Linked DNA regions of Mus musculus: region 1 is linked to region 2. Evidence: chromatin loops called from intact Hi-C (ENCODE). Cell type or tissue: left cerebral cortex. All regions are shown on one strand.

Region 1 (8,000 bases), 63 kb before region 2:
GACTTCATTTAGAAAAGTTTATAGTATAGCACAATGAAACTGAGTTCCAGAGATGATGGATGCTAAAGGTCTCGATGTCATCAGTTTATCATGAAATGGAGGCATGAAACTGTTCATAAGATGGAATGAACACTTCAGTGGAAAGGGATGCTTCCTGTGGCGCCATTCCAGTGGCTGTTTCTTTATATGTATCAGTTAATTGTACTTTCCCTAGATGAATAGAAACAGTTTTTTCTATTCTGTCCTGCATTATGTTTCTTTCAATCATGCTAGAATGATTCTCCAGCTCCATTTCTTAGCATTGAAACTGTAATTTGTATCAATACTGTTTTGTAAAAGCATCCCCACTGTTTGTTACTTGGAAGTGGCTATAGTCCTTTGTTGGCACAATTCCTTTCATTACCTCGCCTTGGACTGAAGAAAAGGAATTGAAGTGTCTTCTGCTACTCAGATGGCATATTGTTTTGGCAAGAAGGAGCTAGATAGTGAAATAGATAAAGACTTAATTATGAATTTGACTGTTAATAGTGTTAGCTTTAACTACACTCTTTTAAAAAATAAAATTCTTGTGAATATGCTCTTTTGTCTCAGATCTTCAATTTCATATTCATAGTAAATTATACAGCTGTTATTTTGAATTCAGTGTTGTGCTAAGACAAAGCCACAGGAAGTTCAATTTTATGTCTTTAAAATTGTTTAGTTTTACAAAAGTCAGTTGAAAATGATACTCAGAGAAATTTAATTCAATGGCGACTTTGGAAGTTCAAATTTTACACTGGTATCAATAGAAAAGACTAATTATTTTATATAAAACCATGCTATTAAAAAAGGTGATGGGTTTTTAAAACATTTAAAACTGTTAATGTTTGAATTATAAACACCATTTTATTGGTAATAAATAATTGGCCTTTCTTTACAGCTTAGAAAAAAACTGAAATGTTACTAATATATCCCCAATATTTATAAGAAATAATTGTCTTTTACTAAGTTATTTTATTCTTTACTCTATTTCTCTGAGAGCATGGTGATACCAGAGATTTATTTATCTAATACTGAGATATACTATAGATGGACTTTTCAAGAATTCACAAGGGTATATATTTATAAACTGATGAAGTGGGACTACTAATTTCTCCTTTTGAGGTGCCAAAGGAATTACGGAGATAGGAAGGTTCCCTTTTGGTTTACTGGATGTTTCTTAAGCACAGGATGCCAGTATTTGAACCTTTAACACTTCCCACAAGGCTTGGTCGCCAGCTCGTGATGCTCCTGGGGCACTGAAGTTCAAGGGAGGAAAACTGGACCACAGGGGACATGGCCTCGAGACCCCAGCCCTGCTTTTCTCTCTGTTTATTTATAAACATTATAAGTATGAAAAATTCAGGCTATCGGAGAGTCTGATTATCTTTTAAATTTTGCATTCTAGTTAACCTTCTTGGTTACCCTTGTTTCCTCCAGGGGTAGGTAGGGATATCAGGTTATATATATAGCTTTGAGACCATTGGCAGACTGAAGACAGGTATGTGGGATGCCATCAAGAGGTGATATAAGCAGCATTCTCCTATCAGAACCTCAATTTACACTTAGCGATATTAGGGCTACACAATTTGCCATTACTTTTTTTTTTTCTGAGAAGACATTCCTAAAATTCTTATTTATCTCGTCAGCTTTGAAAATTAACTATGAGAAATGGCTTTAATGAATCCCACTTGCTATTTTATTTTTGCTAATAGGTCACTGTGAATCATGATAGAATCATATAATCTCAGGTCCCAGTTTTAAAAAAATAGTATTTTGGGTAAAAGACTTGCTGCAGAATTTAGCAAATAGTGGGTAGCGTTAACCACATTTTCTCCATATTATCAACATTCTATCTTTTCAAGATACTCAAAATACTTTCAGACCCCAAGAAGCTGCACTAAGGCCTGCCTAGACAAAAGCACTTTATAATGAAATAAACAGTGCTACCAGGAGTCAGGAAACTGGAGTGGGAGATGTAGTGATGACATCAGTCACCAGGATGGATTTGGATGAGTCCCTTCAGTCCCCTGGCTCTGTTTCCTGGTTTGAGAAATCATTCATAAACCAGGAACATTCAGCCCCATCTAAGATTTCACGACTGCACATCTGTTCACCATGTACTTTAGTTAGTTGTTTAGATCTGCACATCTGTTCACCGTGCTCTTTAGTTAGTTGTTTAGATCATGATGGGTTTTCAGAAGTGGTACTTAAAAGTCAGTAGTTTAAGTTCCAGTTCCTTCCCTAAGGTTTGCAGTGGGATGCCTTTCTCCTACCCAGAGGCGATGTTCTGCCGTTATTTAGCCCTCTAATCTTCAGCACATTTTTAGTGTGTGACAGACATATAGAGAGATTTATACAGCTGGACGACCCTACACATTAGTGTGAAAATGAATGTCTGATTTTCACTGAAGTCCTACTGTGCATCTTTACCTTTTCTGTCATTCTTGCTGATTAATCCTATCGTACTTTGCCACATTTATTTGAGATCAACCTGGATCCAATGACCATCACTGTGAATAAATATTTTACAACATGCAATGGACCTCATTATACTTCAGTATGCCTTTAAATATATAGAAGCTGTGCTCTCATGCCCAAGAAGAGAAAAAGAAAAAAGGAAAAAAAAAGGCAAAAAGAAAAGAAAAGCCAAGCCTAGCCAGGTTGAAGACATTCCTTGACTCCATGGCTTCTCACAAGCAATGTAGAAACCCACTCTCTGGTGCACACAGGCACAAAGATACACACCTTGTGCACCTCTCAGCACACACACAAACACATGCACAGTACCTAACTTGGGGTGCATGTTTTTTCTGGCTCTTACTTCCATTTCAGATTAGGGGTGCTTTGGCCATCAGAAGAGGCATTCAGTATCAAGTGGCTTATGTGGGCAGATTGCAAACAATGAGCCTAAAGAGAACAATGAGAGTAATGTTTATTGGAATAAAAATTAGGTTTTGAATTCCTTGGGGAAATGAACCAAAGCCAATGTTTTCCTGTTAAGTGACATTTTGTTTTTTTAACTGATGCTGCTTGGGATCTTCTAAAGAAGGAAGTGGGGTGGGGGTAGGGGGGGGGGAACTTCAGCAATTCAGCTCTTTGATTCAGAAATGGAATCTGAAAAGCTGTTTTATTGAGGCTTTTGGCAATCCCTGACTTAATCAGTTTTGACTGTGACAAAGACGATAGCCTCACGAATTTAGTGCAAATCCGAGCAGTGGAGGGTATTTTTCAGGGGGGAGATAGCCCAGTTGTTTAAAGAATCCTGGGCCAATAGCGTTTGATAGGCGGAGTTACGGCGGTGCTTTGCTGAGCAAGATAATTCTGAATGAAGACTTTAAAAGCACATGCTGGATGGGCTCTGGTTCCGCCCTTTGTGCAGACAAAAGTGACTGGGTGGCCAGGCTTTGCTTACTGTCCGAGTTAATGCAGCTTGTTTGATAAGGTTTTCTTTAAAAAAAAAAATACATATAAAGGATTTATCAAAAGCCCTCATGAATATTTCATGAGTTGATATATTCAGCTGAATGGATTCAGTGAGTCTCAGTGTGTAACTTGCAGACAAACCCCATCCACAAGGAGGCTGGTGACAGAGGAAGCACTTTGGCGCATTTTCAGAGGCAAAGGCAGCCTGATAAAGCTCCTTGTGACAGGCTGTCTTGCCAGTCTCCCAGTATGCTCCTCTTGCTCTGAAGTGCTCCAGGATTGAAACCACAGCTTCCCAAATTAGCCTGGGAAGAGTGTGCGGACCCAGCAGCCTTTTAACCCGCGTCAGTGCCTTTGCTATGTTCAAGACTGCTGTTTTGGATGGTGAATGCTAGCTAGCACTCCATACGAGACATGACAGCAAAAAATTCTCCAAAAGAATTTACTGCTTCGGAATCTGAGGTTTGCATAAAGACTTTCAAGGAGCAGATGCGCTTGGAACTTGAGCTTCCAAAGCTACCAGGAAACAGACCTACATCTCCCAAAATTTCTCCACGCAGTTCACCAAGGAATTCACCATGCTTTTTCAGAAAGTTGCTGGTGAATAAAAGCATCCGACAGCGGCGTCGCTTCACGGTGGCTCATACATGGTAAGAGTGGACTTAAAGGCATCCCAGTGCTAGGCAGATTCTTGGCTTCTCAGTAGTGATTTAGAAAGGTTGAGAATGGAATGTCTGAGTTTTGCTCGGAATGCATAGCGCAAGTCTGAGTTGAAGGGGTACAGTAGGTCAGCTAAGAATACAGAAGTGTACAGTGTGCTTAAGTATCTTTGTGCTACCTGCTGTTTCCAGATAAAATAAGCCTCTGACCGTGGAGACTCTTCGAAGTGACTGCTTATAAAAATGTCTTTTGGAAAATAGGGAATTGAGGGACCTTTTAAAAGTAAGATTTTTGTTTCATTTCTGTTCTATGATTTTAGCAGTGGGGCTTTGTTTTTGTTTTGTTTTTGTGGTACAAGAATAGGTATTTTCATCTCAATTCTAATCTATTCCTTAAGATAACTTATAAAAGCCTCAATAAATGTGTTGTCTCATCATGACTATGGGGCATAACCAGAGTGAGCTTTCTCCTTACAAACTTTTATCTTTACATTACTTAAAGGGTAGGGAAACTAAGTTCTAACTTACAAAGTGTCACTGACAATCAGTTGTATTATGATTCCAAAAATTTTGTATCTTTTAGGTATGCCAAGTATAAGAGGTTAGTGTCTCTGTAGAAGCTGAGTTGAACTCCCTACCTCCAGCATATATTTTATTTACACTGGATGTAAAAACAGGAGGCTGGCCTCCTTAAAGCAGTGCAGTGAAGAAGCACAAGGAGAGAACCCCAACATTAAGTTACTTTGACCTGAAAAGCCTGGGCCACCTCAGGTTTCTTTGAAGGGATGTGTCTTTCAAATTAAGATAACCTTCCAAATTGGTATTTGCAGCTCAGTCTTATTTAATAGGCAACATGGCAAGAAAAGCAGGATGTGGTTTTTTAAGGTAATCCCCACAGCAATTTTGTGCCTACATGCTAGAGTGCCAGCTAGCATAATCAACCAAGGCCACTGGATATTCGAAAATTAATATGCACTGTGTTGTTTCCTCCTCACCAGGAAAAAAAAAATGTGCTCGCTCTGTGCACAATGTGTTGATTAATCATAGCTACCCATAGAAAGATGTAGCTCACTTTGACAAATAGCCAATGTTCTGCCAACATATACTTCACATAGTTAGAGATGATCTATTTTCTCTTGCTTCTGACTGTGGTGTGGTATTATTTCTTGGAGAACTGTTTGGTCATTTTGATGAAGCGTATGCTGTTATTTCATTGTGCTCGGTTGCCTGTAGAACACACGTGGTTAGGTTTTTCAAAGCCTACCAATGGTGATAGCATTTGTAGAAAGAGGGTGTTCATGTAAAACTATGTGCTGATTGGAAGCAGTCCTTTCTCTCATTCTTTGCCTCTCCTCCAACACATGTGACTTTATAGTTAATCTGCTGAGTGGTGTAACTGAATACAGGAAGATAAGCACGAGCATAGTTCTCATTAAAGGAACATATGTAGGGAAATATTTATTTAATGAATAAATGTATATGTCTTGCTAACTGAAGGACTAGCAAATCATTATATTGATATGAAGGACTTTTAATTTTAGGTGTATAATTTTCAAAGTCTGGATAATCTTCTTAAAGTTCTGATATTTTCACTAATGTGGAATTTTTGGTACTTTATAATCATGTGACCTTTCTTCTTCTTAGAATAGATTCTTGATGTGATAGAAGCACCGAGCTATAAATACTAGTGATTTTTTTTCTTTTCAAAAGAATGAAGTTTTAGAATGATTAAAGAGTCAGTTTTACTCATGCATTACACAAATTTTCTTGCAAGTTGCAAAAAGAACAATGTAATGATATGTGAGGTTACTTATGCTAATAAAATGATCTTTTAGATGAGTTAAAACAAAAGTTCCCACAATTGCCAAAAAAAGAAACAAGACATTGGCATAATGTAATTCAATACAGGCATAAAGAAGTCATTAATCATCAGACTTCTAAAACATCTGTAGGTACGATTGTGTTCACACTTTCCTCCCAGTTCACATTCCTTCCCTTTATGTGTCTTTAGTAAAGTTGATTCTCAACTTGTTTGCAGCTCCTGATTAAATCTCCAGTGATGTTTCTTTTTGTTATTGGATCTGTTGTAAGATGCTTAACATTTTCCAAGTTTATTGTCATGAAATAGGCAAGGAAAATAGATATGCCTCTTATGTATTTGAATGATTTTTTCCCCAAATCTCAAGAGCCCAGTGCTGTTTCATTCTCTTTTTGTGTGATGAAGCTTAGCATGCCCGCCTTAGTTTTGCCGTTTTGTCACGATGAAATGTAACTAGCCTTTTCTGATTAGTGATTGGCATTTTCTAGACCACGCACTTAAGTTAGAAATTCTAAGATATAGACTCAGAAGTGCCTAAAATCATGCTATTACTTTATAGCAGACAGTAGACTTCTTTCAAGAGGACTGGATTGTTTTGATTCCTGCAACAAAATTAAAGTACTTTTCACGAGAAAGCTGAGCAATGCAGAAGGTCCAGGTCACATTCTAACCTTTGCTTTGGTTATTTGTAGATTTCATACTTTGATGGACTAGACATGCAGTTCTGGCTTTGGAGACCTGAACTGTGAAGTTGGGCTTCACAATAGATTTAACACACATTTGTATAGTTCTGACTCTGGAATTATTTTAGAAATATCGAAAGAAAAGTAGATATTTGATGTGTTGTCATTGTTAATCATCATGTTTACACAAACCCAAATCTGGAAGAAATTTGAATAATTATCTTCCTGCTCCCTCTTACCCTTGGGCAGAACCATGTTGCTCCATCTTTGACATATGGACATCTGGCCTACTTTTAAAACTGAAGAGAAAAATTCCAATAACAGCACTTAATATACAGCACTTTGCCATGTCATATTCACAGATATTAGAAAAACATTCCTCTGACTCAACTGGTTTAATTGTTACATAGTATATATCCTGTTTTTCCCTCACTGGCTTTTTAGAAAAATATGGTGATAATGGGCTTTAATGGGAGGATTCTCAAGAGATTCTTTGTTTTGTTTTTACTTATTCAACATACATAAATGAACACCTATAAATTGCTATGAAGAAAAGAAAAACAATTCAGGCTCAACCTATATTTCCCCTCTTGTACTATATCTTAAGTTCTTTATTATAATGTCCACATATTATCTTAAGTTCTTTATTTGAATTTTTTCAGGGTCACATGTTAGACATACAAAAGACTTTTAATTCTCTCTTTTCTTCTAAGTATTTCTACTCCATTATTCATTATCTGACTCCGATCCATACCCCAAACTTCCAGTCTTTGAATTATGACTCCCCAAATGGATAACAACCTTACTGCTGAGTGGTGTGGTATGGTGTGGTGTGGTGTGTGTGTATAAGTATTAGGGACTACACGGCCTTGCTTGGTACAGAATATGACAGTATCATTCTCAGGGTAGTGGATTATTTATCCTTGACCTCAAATCCAAGGTAACATTTTCTGAAGCACAGCATTCGTGTGTAAAGTATCTGACTGGAAAACCTGTTTATTGTTGCCTGGCACTTGCAGCAAGTTGTCTAGCTTTTTTTTTTTTTTAAACCATCTCTTCCAGACTGGAGCCCTTTCTCAGTCATCAGTTTTCCTTCAGGAAGTATTGTGTTGGTGCTGGTCTGATAAATCCTGGCTACTTCCTAAAACACTGCCTTCTAGGATAGAAAATGTATCAGTGGGAACCACCACCAATCTATCCATGCTTACAATCAAAAGCAATGTGCTTTTAGTTATTGAATACTTTGGGAGAAAGCTTGTATTTTTCCTCTCCCAATTTGGTTTTCCATTATTGAAAGACAGATTTCTTATTGCCTTAGTTGAGGTTTCTATCATTGTGACGAACACCATGACTCCAAAATATCATGTTCACACAATCTCAAATCTGGAAATAATT
Region 2 (8,000 bases):
TCATTTAGTGTTTACTTGTGCACAGTGCTCCAAGTAGATACCATTCATTTTGTACCCTAATGGCTTTGTATGTTTGACAGATACAAATTAAAACCTTCACAAAATTGTGAAAAATGTGTCCAGTTCCTTAGTGGGAATGACAAAATGTTAGTCCAAGAAAAGAAGGTAGACAACATTTCTTTAGGTAGTTTTGTGCTCTGACCATCCTCTGGAATTACGTAATGTGGCCCTTTTGGGACTCAAATGATCCTTTCACAGGGGTCAAATATCAGATATCCAGCATATCAGATATTTGCGTTATGATTCATAAAAGTAGCAAAATTACAGTTAATGAAGTAGTAACAAAACAATTTTATGGTTGGGGGTCACCACGACATGATGATCTGTACTTAAGGGTTGCAGCACTAAGAGGTTTGAGAACTCCAAGCCTATAGATTAAAAATCTTACTAGCTTCTGTAACCCATACTGATACAAGTATTCAAAGGTGATGAGTGCTGTTGTATGTATGTATGTATGTATGTATGTATGTATGTATTTATTTATTTATTTGGTAACTCTACATGAAGCCAGGCAAAAGTTTTTCTTTAATTTATTTCTCAGGCTGGTACTTAATTCTCAAAAGCTCTTAAGTTCAGTGTCTGTAAAGCAATCCAAATACTATACTGTTGTCCTGATCCTTGAAAACAGGTTGGCCATGCTTAGCTACAGACTCACAATCTAAATGCTGCCAGGTTTTACAAATCAGTGCTCTTCCTAATATTACAGTGAGTTGCACCTTAGAAACCAATGTCATGAGCTGCCTACTTTAACAATTCAACTTAATATTCTACCCATTCATTCATCCGCTCGTACCACAGTCATTGTTATCTAAATGATGACTTAAGAAACAATCATTTTGAAATTGTAGACTTGTGATGACAGTAAACACAAAGCTAAGAATAATTGCAGAACTGGGACCTGACTGAAGCAATGGAGTCTGAGTGCTGTATTCTTTTTGGTGGGGAGACACAGAGTAACATGTATTCACCACACAAAGGGCTGACAGACTGAAAAACAGATTCCATCCAAGTCCACCTTAATGAACCAGTAAATCTCTAGGGGTTGCTAATAGAAGCCTAGATGAGGGGGTAATTGTAGGATCATGGGTGACTCAAAGATAGCTGCAGCACTGAAGAATCTCATTCCTGCCTCGGGCTATGACTAATGAAAGTGTCACCCAAGAAATGTCCCAGTCTCTAGCCAACCCTCTTTTCCTATGTTCTCTAGAACCCACCACATGCAGCTGGACAGGAGGGAGTGACATCTCAGGGAAGGGTAGGGTGGCCCTCTCCCCACTTAGACTAAGAGAGACTCTAAACAGCATCATTACTATTACCTTAGAGCTAGCTATCACGATCACTCTCTGCTTGTTGGCATGATTGTTGATTAGAGTATACCATAGGTCATTGTGGCAACTCTGCTTTGTGAGAGTAGATGGCTGTTCTGCAGCCAGCGAAAGTTAACTTCACTATACCAATGGGAACGGCTTCAAGACAAGGGTGAGCAGGAGGTACCTGAGTCAGGAGTGAAAGGGAAAACTATTCTTTACAGAAGATAGAAGAGATTCCTTTATAATAATGTTTAACTGACACCAGGTAATTAAGCAACTGGTTAAAATGTTACTGCATAGCCAAGACTGGGCCATGTGCCAAAGGAACTCAATTTGGAATCTGGAAAATAGAATGAGTTAAAGTGACCTCTTACAAACCTTGGAAACTAGCACAGAGAAAATTTGGTATTTGATTTTCATTGAACTCCTAATTGGTCAGGATTGATATTTTTATAAAAGATGTTGCAATCAGAATGTTATGAAAACTTTGATGTTTATATAAATGGCTTTCAGTGTTTCTGACAGGGACACTTTTCAAGTCATCTTTAACAGACACTGAGTTATAAAATCCAGTATTTAGGGGTAATTCAAATAATAGATTGAGTTTGTTTAATTCAGATCAAACCCATTGCATATTCTATTACTCTGGGATCTTTTTCTTCTTGCAATGGAAGAAATATGTTTTTCTTTTGTGATTCCAGAATGGTTTATGAGACTAGAGATTTGATCAAGAAATGTTTATTAAAAGATCAGTTGTGTAGATAGATGAGTGAATATCACTAAATATATAAAAACTCTTGCTCTCATGGGGAAGTTGCTACACATTAAACAGATGTTAAAATTATGAATTCTGCCTTGACTCGTTGCATACACATTCTATATACAAAGGCTGTCAGAAGAACCTTGTTTCCATATGAAGTAAAAACCTTCTAAGCTCTTAGGCCCTGGTAACGACAGCTGCTCCAGAGCAAGGCGTTTGGAGAGAATATCTTATTTCTCAAACAATTCAAATGGTATAGCTGAGCTCTGAAAGTCTGGAGTGCAGAGCACCTGCATGGCTGCTTTCCACCTGATGCTTGCTTGCTTCCATTTTACTTGACTGTTTAAGATAGATTATGCCATGTAACTTAGGCATTTGCCAGACTCACGTGCTTCCTGTCTCCACCTCCCCAAATGCTGGGACTACAGGCATGTGCTTCTGCCTCTCTTCTCACCCCACCCTCTTTTCTGAGAGTCCAGGAGTGTCTGGAGTCTGTTTTTGTTAACACGACTGTGACTTTGAACTTCCTGAGGCACTAAGTTGTCTCTGTACTACTTTGTCTCCTGGTTCCCTTCCAAACTTGGAAAATGTTGAGTACTTGGGGAAATTATTTAAGATCTTGACCCAGTAGACACACACACTTTGCTAAGCCTGAGGCAAAAGGAAAATAAGGGATCATGCAGGTGTTCATTAGCAACTCTGTTCACCTCGCCAGCATTTCTCATGGGATCTCCTTCAGTTCTTTCCCTGCCTTCAGTTTTCTTTGCCCTGGGTGTCGTAGAATTAGCTAGGTATTTTGCCCCCAATGTCCCATAAGCCCTCCAGCTCTAGTGGTACTATCTAAAATACTACTATGGAAAAAATTTCAAGTTCTATAGAGACTTAGGAACAATTATATATATTGGATATATATAGGAACAATGTATATATATATATACACACACACACATATATATATATATACATATATATACACATATACATATATATATGTGTGTATACACAAATATGTGTGTGTATGTATAATTGGGCAAAACAGTAAAGTGCTTAATTTTTTCATTTTGGAATGTTCATTTCTCAAAATTTAAAATAGGAAATTTCTAAATGTGTTAAAATAAATGAACTATAAATACCCAAATCAAATGCTTTCATAGAAGATGTTCTTACATAAAGCATGCTAATCCATTTCATATGAGTTTTTCTGAAATGGGCAGTCCTTTGCTCTTTAGTTAGAATAGCGTTTGGAAGCGGACAGAATGGACAACAGGCTGTTGCTCTACTGAAAGCCGAGACAGTGGTTTTCTCCTGAGAGTTATGAGCAATCTGTGCACCAAGCCTGAGCTCTGATCCAATGGAATTAGATTTTCAAGTGCACATTTACCTGCATTTCTGGTTTCACTTAAAATCACTTCTCAGCTTTTGTCAGTGAGAGACACAGCTAAGACTGAACACAGCCCACATGGTGCTAGTGAGTTGAAGCTAATGAAGGAACTGGCAATGAAGGCATGGTTAGTGTGCCGAACAAAGCTCTGGTTAGTGAAGAGACACCAAGAAACCAACAACAGTGGTAAGAAGTCAGTTTGCAGAGACACAAAGTAAAACAGCGTCGCTGGGAATACTCTGAAGCCAAGGAGATGGGCCGCCCAGCAGAGCGTGCATGTTGGCCATGCTCGTTCAGGAAATAGTGGAGAAGGATTATAGGAAAGCAAGCCTGAGCGAGCCCAGAGCCTAGGACTCAAACACCAAGGGCTTTGACATCCTTTACCCTTCGGTTTCCTGCTTGGGGCTTAACGTAAGTGAACTCTACAGGGAAGCCACATGCCATCCCCTTAGTCGATCGGCAGTGTCCTCACTGGTCCATTTCCTCCAGCTTTACTGTTTTCTTGCATTTTGAAAATTACCGTATTCCTGTACATAGATGGGACCATAAAAGCCATATAGTTGCAGCATGTTATTGATCTACTGGACTCTGCCGTCTGGTCTCCTATCCATAGTACAATGCCACACTGCATGTTTAACTAAGTGCCAACTCATAGCTATGAGTTGAATTTATTAAAAAAATGTATTCTGGGACTAGAGAGATGGCTCAGCAGATAGAGGCGAATGCTGCCAAAGCTAACAGCCTTACTTCGTCCACATGACCCACATTGGAGAAAGAGAACGGATTTCTGCAAGCGTCTTCTGACTTCCACACAGGAGTGCATGCACACCTACACTAATGCCTCATACACTCGTCTATGTGCCCCCACACAAAAACAAATAAATGTAACAAGAAAAAAAATGTTGTTCTCTGAATACACTGCATTTCTTCACTGTTTCTGGCCAAAGCAGAGACTAAATATTTTTTTCAGAGATTTTTGCAGTTTTTTCTAGAAACCTAATTTTGTTCTTTCTATTTTACAACTATGCAATGCAAATTTTGAGAATAAAGTGAACATTTTGATTATTTTTTCCTTTTTTTAAAAATGTATTCTTTGAGAATTTCAGGCAGTATATTTATCATATTCTTTCCCATTTCCACAACCCCTCCCAGAGCCTCCCTGTTCCTGCCCACTTAACTCCCTCTTTTTTTCTCACTCTCAAAAACAAAAATAAAATAAAAACGCCACTAAAAACCACATAATCTATTTTAGCTACTTCTGAGAATAGGACCACACTAAAGGATGGTTGATATATCCAGTTATTCTAGGGAAGAAAATTGATTTTTTTTCCTCTTTCAGCCACTTTGGTTATTTTAAATAATGTGAAATTAGCTGGTCATTTTATTATTAGCATGTAAAACATTCTTATGCACTGCTTTAGATTTCTGGAGAGAACTTTAAAAAATACTTCCAGCTAAGGTCCAGCATTAACCAGAAAGACCATTTACAAGATGATATAGTCTTTTTAGACAGTAAGGAAATCTTGGCGTCTCAATGAAGAAATGAAGGCAGAGATTTAAATCTATTTTTAATTTCCATCAATATTTCTCATACTTGGAACAATAGATTTATTAGAGCAGCAGTTATCAATCTGTGGGTGAGGACCCCTTTAGGGGTCAAATATCAGATATCCTGCCTGTCAGATATTTACATTATGAAAATAACAGTAGCAAAATTACAGTTATAAAGTAGCAACAAAATAAATTTATGGTTGGGGGCCATTACAACATGAGGAACTATTATAAAGGGTCCCAGCATTGGGAAGGTTGAGAGTCACTATTTAGGGACCACCATCATCTCTCACTATATTTAAGTTGCCATTTATCTTAAGTAGCAGCCTGAGTCCAAAAGTATTAAAGTGTGAAAAAAAGACATGTTTTAGAATTGAGAAGCTCATGGAAATGGTCATGTGGGAATTATCCATGTATTTAAGAAAAACATATGATGGGTAAATGGCTTATAGTCTAAGAGTTGTAACCAAAAAGAAGGAAAAATCAAACCAGGCTGTCTAGTTTATAATTTTTGTAGTCTGTTCTTCTTTTTTCCAATAGACTCTTTGTTCCTTGAAGCCAGGACCTGTACTTTTTTGATACTCTCTGTAGTGTGCTTGCAGAATTGTTTAGTGACCTACTCTAACCTCTTTTACAGGAATAAGAAAAGTGCTACCCTGTCCTGGTTACCTAGTTGGTCACAAGCAGAGTGATAGTTGAACTCCCGTTCCCAGGTTCTTAGCCTTGTATGTTGTTCGTTACTCAAACACTTAAGATTTACATACATTCACAGTTTATTCTCCCAAGTACCCACCCCACACTTAAGTTTTCTTGTAATTAGTACAAAACAGGCTTCGTGATGTGTTTCTGTCACCTATAGGTACCTGCGTGTATCTTCACCTCCTAGGACCTTTATCAAAGGAATGCTTCACTCCCTTCCCGCTATGTTAAATGTTTCATCCTATATTCTTGTGGGTATGCTTCCTCTTCCTTCTAGCAACTACAGAGATGTGTGGATGACATAGACATATGTATAGATATAGAGGTATAGATAAAAAGTAGAAGTAATTTGCATATTTGTTTGCCTAAACATAAAATATGTGCAAACCATTTGCTTTTATTTGCATTTATTTGCAGGTTCTGTGCTGAATTTCTTCAGGTTCCATGCCGTTCTTGGGTGTAATATGAATTCCACTCCTTCTCCCTCCCTTCATTACCCAAATATACATCAACTAAACATGTAGACACATGTGAGAATCATGTAGACTCAGTGAGATTCAGACAGGGCTGTGAATTGAACACACTGAATTATCTTTCCTTTTGTCCTAATGATTTCAGTCCTAATGTGCTTTTAATCTACTCTGTTTCACTGTAATTCTGCAAATTAACCCTTGTGTCATTGGTTATTTGGAAAGAAAAGGCTTGCCCTGAAGTGTTGTAAATATCTTGAGTAGTAGTTATTGTACAAAATTCCTAAGTGTTCAAAGATAAAAATAATATTCAACATAAGTAGGAAATAATTGGGCTTCTTTTTGTTGAACAAACAAAGCTGATTTTGACTTTGCATTTAACTGCTACACTTTGACACTAGCTTTGTTGACATGGCAATGTAGATGCAGTGCATCTGCATTCAGGAAAGTGTAAATTAAAATTCAAAGCCCTGGGTAGATTTTTATATTCCTCAAAAGCTGCAGAATATAACTATTCGTGGAAGTACCATTTGGCTTTCTTCATCTTAAAAAGTAACTTTTTCATGCCAGCCAACTTTTGGTTTACACACACACCTACATGCACACACACACACGCATATATATATATATATATATATATATATATATATATATATATATTTTTTTTTTTCCTGAGATGGGTTTCTATGTAGCTATTTACTACATAGACCAAGCTAGCCTCGAGTTCAATGAATTCTACCTCCCCCTGCTGGAATTACAGGCATAAGCCACCACACCTGGCTAATGACTTCATATTTGTAGCTTTATTTTCCTATTGTTTGTATATGTTTTGCCTGTATATGTGTATATGCACCATGTGCATGCCTGGTAGCCACAGATGCCAGAAGATGGCATCAGAACCCCAAGAACTGTAAGTATAGATGGTTGTAAACCACCATGTAAGGGCTAGGAATCGACACCAGATCTAGCACCAACTTCATATTTTAAAATTCAAATCATATTCAACTCTCCCCTAAATAGTCTAAATTTTAATAGTACTGAATTTGAAATGGATCTTATAATCGAGTTTGACCCACTTTTACCTTATTAAATTAAATTAGTTTCATATTTTGTAACCAATTCACATATTTGGATTGAGAAAATATAATCATGATTTCTTATGTTAATAGCTAGTTCACTGTGAAAAGAATTTCAGATAAAAATATAGAACTTTTATTTAAATATAGTATATAATATAAAGTATACTCCCCATAAAACTATTTTAATCTATACTAAATGGAAGCATTGGATGTAAGGGGAGAAAGAAGATAAATCTATCATCATAGAGAATGAAGAGCCAGGTGAGATCAGGACACAGATATTCTCCACTGTTTTGGTTCATCTTCCTTTATCAGAAAAGTAGATAACTTCAGCTTTATAGTAGATATAAGAGTATATCCTGCGGTTTAGTTAGCTATAAGTAAATTCTGCTTCAAAGTGCAGCTAAATCTTTTGAATTAAAAATTGTGATGCTCTTGTAAGGTCCTAAATGAGGCTTTTTTTTTTTTCAAGTATATCAGAAATTCATACAATTTTGAATTCTACAGACAGGTGCCAGGAGTCTCAGAACCCTGCTGAGAAGCACAGGAAGAGTGCCTGCTGAGCCAGTGGTGTCCTATCTAGAACTAATTTCCAGGGACGGCGATTTCTATTTGATGATGCTCTATTCTTACTTGGTTTCTGCTGAATCATAAAGTTGTATCGGGAGTAAAGTTCTGGTGGCTAGTTTC

Evidence for each region. Hi-C counts contacts between places; a loop is a spot of excess contacts. Peaks named below come from ENCODE experiments on the same cell type or tissue, not always from the same donor. Only the 100,000 strongest peaks of a DNase experiment are listed, where the experiment ranks them.
Region 1: it touches region 2 in a loop (1.9-fold over the local background); 4 of 42 quality-filtered maps call a loop at or near these places.

Annotation. Positions count from the first base shown.
Region 1 is chr4:102,251,363-102,259,362 of GRCm38, forward strand. Pde4b (phosphodiesterase 4B, cAMP specific) reads left to right here and starts at 3,577. Exons shown (of 15, transcript NM_019840.2): 1 at 3,577-4,094. The coding sequence starts at 3,859. In left cerebral cortex, a CTCF peak has its summit at 3,598; DNase peaks (open chromatin) are centred at 3,356 and 3,646; H3K4me3 peaks cover 3,633 bases; H3K27ac peaks cover 2,356 bases.
Region 2 is chr4:102,314,530-102,322,529 of GRCm38, forward strand. The region is part of intron 1 of Pde4b (phosphodiesterase 4B, cAMP specific); the gene reads left to right. Among named protein-coding and RNA genes, the nearest start is that of Gm52669, 29 kb to the right of the region's middle. In left cerebral cortex, a CTCF peak has its summit at 7,004 (motif pointing left); DNase peaks (open chromatin) are centred at 3,654, 3,977, 4,281 and 4,624; H3K4me3 peaks cover 584 bases; H3K27ac peaks cover 1,886 bases.